Regions from separate parts of the Homo sapiens genome. Here region 1 is linked to region 2. The links are chromatin contacts, found by Hi-C in ENCODE. All regions are on one chromosome and are shown on one strand. The core of a region is the stretch at or near the end of the contact, and the rest is flanking DNA. Distances in the headings are between cores, read along the strand shown.

Evidence for each region. Hi-C counts contacts between places; a loop is a spot of excess contacts on that map. Pooled maps may share reads with other maps.
Region 1: a map of heart right ventricle shows a loop between it and region 2 (20-fold over the local background). The contact joins the promoter of SGCD here to the enhancer-like site in region 2. A Hi-C loop is called at or near these places in 4 of 168 maps with a recorded cell type or tissue (IMR-90, Right ventricle myocardium inferior, heart left ventricle and 1 more) and 8 of 50 pooled maps.

What each region holds. Positions count from the first base shown.
Region 1 is chr5:156,325,810-156,328,843 of GRCh38, forward strand. SGCD (sarcoglycan delta) reads left to right here and starts at 1,355. Exons shown (of 9, transcript NM_000337.6): 1 at 1,355-1,423. The region is part of intron 2 of LOC124901120 (a long non-coding RNA gene); the gene reads right to left.
Region 2 is chr5:155,731,200-155,734,587 of GRCh38, forward strand. It overlaps a transcript of SGCD not described here. Among named protein-coding and RNA genes, the nearest start is that of SGCD, 590 kb to the right of the region's middle. Within about 2 kb of position 1,557, at least 2 of the 41 ENCODE cell types and tissues checked have a DNase peak (open chromatin) inside an H3K27ac peak, as active enhancers do; they include heart right ventricle, where a contact is called at or near this core.

The DNA of each region.
Region 1 (3,034 bases), core at 105-2,604, 590 kb after region 2:
GCATCTTGACCTTAGATGTGCACACACACCTCCCCACACCGCCTCCCACCCCACTGCTTCCCAAGGCGAAAATCTAATCCTGCTCAAAGTGCCCAGTGTAATTTGATGCTAAACTCACGACCCCACCGAATCCTATTACTTACAACATCCCCTCAAGAACATACAACACTTAAAATCTGGCAAGCCAGTTCTTTAGAATAAGTTGCCAATGGGGTGTGATTTTTGGAAGTAAAATGTTAATACCAAAAACAGAAAAAAGAAACAGTTCAAAACAAATGCTCCTCTCTCTTTAAATCACCTCTTTTCTACAATGTTACCTTGACAACTTTGCTCTGGCTCTTTAGATATGGGGGTTTTTCAGTGTGGGAGAAGAGGGGTGTCCTCCTGTTTTGAGGTTTCCTCTTGTTGCATGGAAAGGGAAAATGTCAAAGGTAGAGCATCAAATCCAGCAGAATGTACACAGGGCATCTTGAGGGAGTGTCATCCAGAAATAATCACAGGTGCACAGAATTAGGACGCATTCTGATTCAAAGTACATTCTTTTCTCTTTTCTATTTTCCATAACCATAACACACATTCCAACAGCCTATAAAATGTTACATTTTTGGACCAGCACTGTTGCAGAACAGAGAGCAACAAAAGTGCCTGAAAAATAATTGCATTATTTTTAGTTGCTGCAGCAAAAAATGTACATATCAGGTTGAGGGGACAGCTCCGAAGAACTGTACCAGTGTGGAAATGCTAAAAATATTGCTCCCCCTCAAGCAATTGAAATTTTGAGCAAAGATTTAGGAAGCGGCAGGTAGGGAGATCAAATTAGAATTTACATCTCTCAGCTGTAATAAGCTTGTTATCAGGACTGGCAAGAGCTCAGGGGGCTGACAGGGGTCAGCTGGGGACTCAAGTGTAAGGAGCAAGTGAAAAAGGAGCAGTGTTGAGCAGAAGAAAGAGAGGACTTATCTCCAGCATCTAGCACTACAGAGCAGAGGCTGTGTGGAGAATGGCTGAAAAATCAGAATTGGTTGTAGAAGCAGTTTTCTTTCTGGTTGTGAGTATGAGCCCGGCAGACACCATGAGCGCTGTTGCAGGGGAGTCGGCCTGTGCTTGACACATGTGTTTCCCATTGATAGCTGGAGACAGCCCAGTAGCTGTGAGTCGGTCTGACAAAGCCATATTGAAGTACGGAGTACGGTTTCAAAGCAGTCAGAAAAAGAACGGGAATGCTGTTCAGGAAATTCTTCAGGCATGGGCAGGGACTTGGCTGCAGTTCTGCAGTTGGAAAATCTGACTGGGGCAGCTTCTGAGCGCAGGCTGGGCCTGCACACACTCAGCGGGCCGAGTGGCCACCTCCTTCAGAGCTGCTCAGCACGCCCTGGGATCGCGGGCGGTTTTCATCGGCCGGTTTGTGAAACGGACAAGAGAGGTAGGGTACTGTTCAGTTCTTGCGTTTGCACGCGTCTGTTCACTTTCTAAGCTATCTGCCTGCTGTATTTGCAGGCACTCCGAGTTTTTAGTGTGTGCATGTGTGTGTGTGTGAATTAGCAAGTTAGAACTCCGTCATGTAAACAGTTGGCATGGGGCTCCAATCTGTGCTTTTCCCCCTTTAAGGTCTGATTTTCAGCAGGGCAGAGAGACTTCTTTTGAAAGTTAGGATTTAGCTGGCAACGTTATTGTGTAAAGAGGAGTATGTGAATTCCTTATGTTGTCACCCTGCTCCAACCATCTGTAACTTTTCCTTTCTGCGTGGAAGGGCCGTTCACTGGCAAGGAAGATAATTTCAGATGAAACTGTCTGTGTGTTTTGCTTCACTTCGCAAGAGTTTTAATGGGGAGTTTTTTGTTGTTGTTGTTTTTTAATAGTAGAAAATGGCTCTCATTTTAGGAGGGAATCAGAGTTTGAAGTTTCTACGTTGGATGACACTTTCAGAGTGTCGAAACAGATATGTGTGTATGGGTTTCTAAAATCTTTTATATAGGAGTTTGACTGTCATTATCTGGGATTTGACTGTCAGTGATATATTTGCCTAGAATTATGCTGGATCAACATTTGTAATTCTGTTTCTATAATCATTTCCAATTTTCTCACTTGAAGTAATTTGCAGTTTTACTCTCAAAAAACACTTCTGTATTTTAGGAAACATAGATAATAAAAAAGTAACAGAAAATGGCAGTTTACTCAAAATTCTTCTTAAAGGACAGAGACATGATGGTGTGAATTTTATTTCATTGATCTCTTGGTTTTATTTTACACCTTACTGCAAAAGAGCTTTTTATAAAAATCAAAGTTTTAAAAATTTTCAGCACAACAGGGATCTTAGTGTTCCTCTTCAGTTTTGGTTCTTCTTTATCAACTCTATTGCAGTATAGATTTTTTCCTCTCATAGGAAAGCTATACCTTGTTTTATGTACAGCATTTAGAAAACACACAGTACAATGTCATTGCATTTGAGAGACTGGTTCAGCCCAAAGCCGAGCTAAACCTTACAACTGCTTTACAATTACTAGCACAGCAATCTGTGACAACATTGGTTTTTTCCGAACGGGGCTTGGCCAAAAGTCTGGTTGGGGAGATGGATGAATGAATGGAATCTTGGATACTTCTTGAGTAGCTGAAGAGTGACTAGACCTCTTAGGGTGGATCTCTGTGACAACAGGTGTGCATTTACTTGTGTCCTACAATCTTTAAACAAGTAGCTAATAGAAGAGCCTGAAGTTAATGCTGAAAGAAAAGTGGAGAGCCAGCATTTCTCATTGCTTCCTCTGCATAAGACCTAGAATGAGAAGGCACACATTCTGTCCTGTTGGTAGAAGGTCAGGATTTTCAGCCAGCGATTTTCTTTTTTCTTCCAAGTGTTGTACTTGGAGGAGGGACCTGGGACAGGACTGGCAGCAGGATATCTTTAAGAGATGGTTCATGAACATTTTCTTTATTAGTTTCATCTTCGTGTTGGGGTGGTGTGGGGAGGGTTTGGGGACTGCAGGGCTTGAGGAAAGGAAGGGGGTGTAGTTAGAAGTCAGGATGGACTGTGACCTTA
Region 2 (3,388 bases), core at 307-2,806:
GCAGAGAGAAGACAAGAAAGTTACAGGGTAGACAGGGCAAAGAATAAGAGGAGGCAAGAGTGGCAGAGAGAAAGGGATGGAAGGGAAAATAAATCTGAAGAAGAGTGTGAGAAAAGAGAACAAAAAGGGAAAGGAGTGGGAATGGGTGGGGAAGTCAGATGGGGAGGAGGGAAAGGGTGGGGAAAGAGAGGTGCCCTGAAGACACATTATTTTTGTAGTTAATTTTCGTAAACCATGCTGCCATTCTAAGGACGTTGACATAGTCCAGATCCTTAAGTAGCCAGCCCTTGGTTCATGTTTGTTTCTCTGGGGAGTCATGAATTATGCAGAAATTGGACACCCACTTGGAACCCATTGGAGATGACACAAGTGTAGGAAGTTTAGATTCTTGGTAAATGCACACATGCATAAATGCATTTGTAGTCATTGTTTTTGTTTGTTTGTAGTTTTCTGGGTAAATACATGTTGGAGAATTGAGGCAGAGTGTTGGCTCACTGACAATATTTGCCAATGATTCTCTAACCTTGTTTTTAGAAAAATCTCTTCAGTAGCTTCCGAGAAATACAGACTACTGGACCCACTCCCCTGGGAGCCTGTTCCAATAGGGACCGGAATGTGCTACTTTGAGTGCCCCAGTTGGTTCTAAAGCAGGTGGTCCCTGAACCAGGCTTTGATACACGTGGTGTAGATGGTATAGCACCCTTCTCTAATTTGTTTCTGGATTTCTTCGTAAGAGATACTCTTTAACACCTCTCTCTCTTATGCTATTCTCTCCAGAAAAGCTTATTTCTTGTGAATTTCTCTTGATAAAAGGAGAAGCCCAAGGAAGTTGCTCAGCCAGGGTTACCTTCATCAGCCTCATTAATCACAGTAGTTCCAGGGGAAGGCAGATGGCTCCTCTGGTTGACCTTGTCAGGGGCTTTCACAACTAACAGGTACTGAGGACTCCTCAGGGCATTGCCTTCAGCATTCTTCATGTACTATCTGCCCATTTAAAACTCACAGAAAGCTATGCCACAGGCACTGTTATTATCATCTGCATTTTAGCTGAGGAAACTGAGACTTTGAGAAATTATATAATGTGTCTCAGAGAAATTACTTTAGTTGTCAGCAGTCTAACTACTAGAAAGTACAGTGCTAAAATTTGAGTCCAGGCGTGGTTGACTTCAAGATCTCTGGTCCTAATTATGTACCGTGGTAGCTGCTAATCCTAACACCCCATTCTAGGCTGATGGAGCCAAAAGTCCTTGGAGATCTTTCCCAAGCTTTCTCCCTCCCCACTCTACCATTTGAGAAAAACAAAAGTAGCTGAAGAAACTGGGAAGTGTCTTGCCAGAGATCCTATAACCAGTAGGTGCCAGAACTTGGACCAGCACCCAGTCTGGAGTCTCAGTCCAGCCTTCTTCTCACCACACCAGTAGTTGTCATGTGTGGCTAATCATCAAGGTCACTTACATCTTAGTCAAAACACAAGTTGCTGGACTCCCCTAAAGGCTTACTGAATCAAAACCTTGGGGCAGAGAGGCCAGAGATCTATATTTTTAGCCCATGCCCCAAGCCTACATCTATTTATACACTACCATTTTCCCCAGTTGTTCCCTCACTCCCGGATTCCAACACTGGATCCCTTCCAGACAGCTTCAAGAGGAGAACTCTGAGTCCCTCCTGCTTCCAGCCAAATAGAAATACAAAAAGTAGTAAACTCCATGCGTGTTGCAGCCCACTGATATGCAAGGAAACAAGCAGGTCCACCTGGAGGCAACTTTGCAAGCTCTTTGAGAAGTATAGCAATCACAGTGATGTTTGTTATACTCGTTTTTTTTTTTTTTTTTTTCCCAGTGCCAAGTCGGAAAGCACTTATGGAAACATCAAATGCTCCTTCGGTGCATGAGTGTCGGCATTTGTACTAATACTTGACACAAAATGATGCCATGAGCCAGGGCCAATGTGTCACTATGTCAAAAGTGTCAAGTTCAGTGTCCCAATTTAGTGGATGTAGCTGTGGTGTAAGAAACACCCCTTTCCTCCCCTTCATTATTAAGCTTTTGACTCCCTCAGAATAGATCAGTGCCTCATTCTGCAAGTAAAAAGGAGCTATCACACACACTCTGTCTCTTTCTGGCCCACTTAAATTGTTTTCTCAGTGACCTCAACATCTTTTCCCTTCTATTTCATTGAAAAGTGGCCAAAGGTACCAGACATCTTGTCCAGCAAACTGTTTTGTCATCTTTCCCTTTTCAGATCCAAATTTATCTTTTTGAATATTTTGCTTTTAACCCTGACCTCTTATTCAAGGGTGGTAATTGAGCCTTAGGTAGCTTTGATAAGCAACTCTCTGATACATGTATTTTAAATAACCACAGTCATTTATGGATAGAACACAAACCAAGGAATACCTTATATTTTTAAAGGGCTTCATTAATATGCTGGACACTTTTTTTTTTTTGCCATTTCAGTGGTCAGAACCTACTTTCCTGGGATGACTGGCAGTGGAGAAGTAAAAGTTGAAAGGAAACACTTAATGGTTAAGTTGGGCCCCGAGTGCAGACAACTAGGGGTCAAGGCCTACCCTCACCTGCCTTGCTTTTATAACTTTGGTCTGGTGATTTGACTTCATCAAGTCTCCATTTCTTCATGTACAAGTTGAAGACAGTAATAGGTTGTCTTATGTTGCAAGGATTTACCTTGATGAATGATTGAAGTGCTTAGCATGGTGTCCTGCGCACCTGTCAGCTAGCATTTTTACTGCTTTTTGTTAAATATTTGCTATGTGCCAGGTTCCATTTAACCCAGGAGCTGATGTTGGGAAGGTTAAGCAATTTGGCCAGTTCACACAGATTCTCTCTTTATTTTATTTTATTTTTATTTATTATATTATTATTATATAATATAATAATATTATTAATTATATTAATTAATATTGTTACTGATATTAATTATATTAATTAATAATGTTACTGTTATTATATTAATTAATAATATTACTGTTATTAATTATATTAATATAAATTAATATTATTATATGAGACAGGGTCTGGCTCTGTTGCCCAGGCTGGAGTTCAGTGGTACCATCTTGGCTCACTGCAACATCCACCTCCTGGGTCAAACCATCCTCCCACTGCAGCCTTCCGAGTATCTGGGATTACAGACATGCACCACCACGACTAGCTAGCTAATTTTTGCATTTTTTTTGTAGAGATGGAGGTTTTGCCATGTTACCCAGGCTAGTCTCAAACTCCTGAGCTCAAGCAATCCTCCATCCTTGGCCTCGCAAAGTTTTGGGATTACAGGTGTGAGCCACTACTTGGCCCACACAGATTCTAAGTAGCAGACTGACAGAATCCAGATCTCTCCTTTTTAAACTCCCCATACCCTTACTATTGCATTG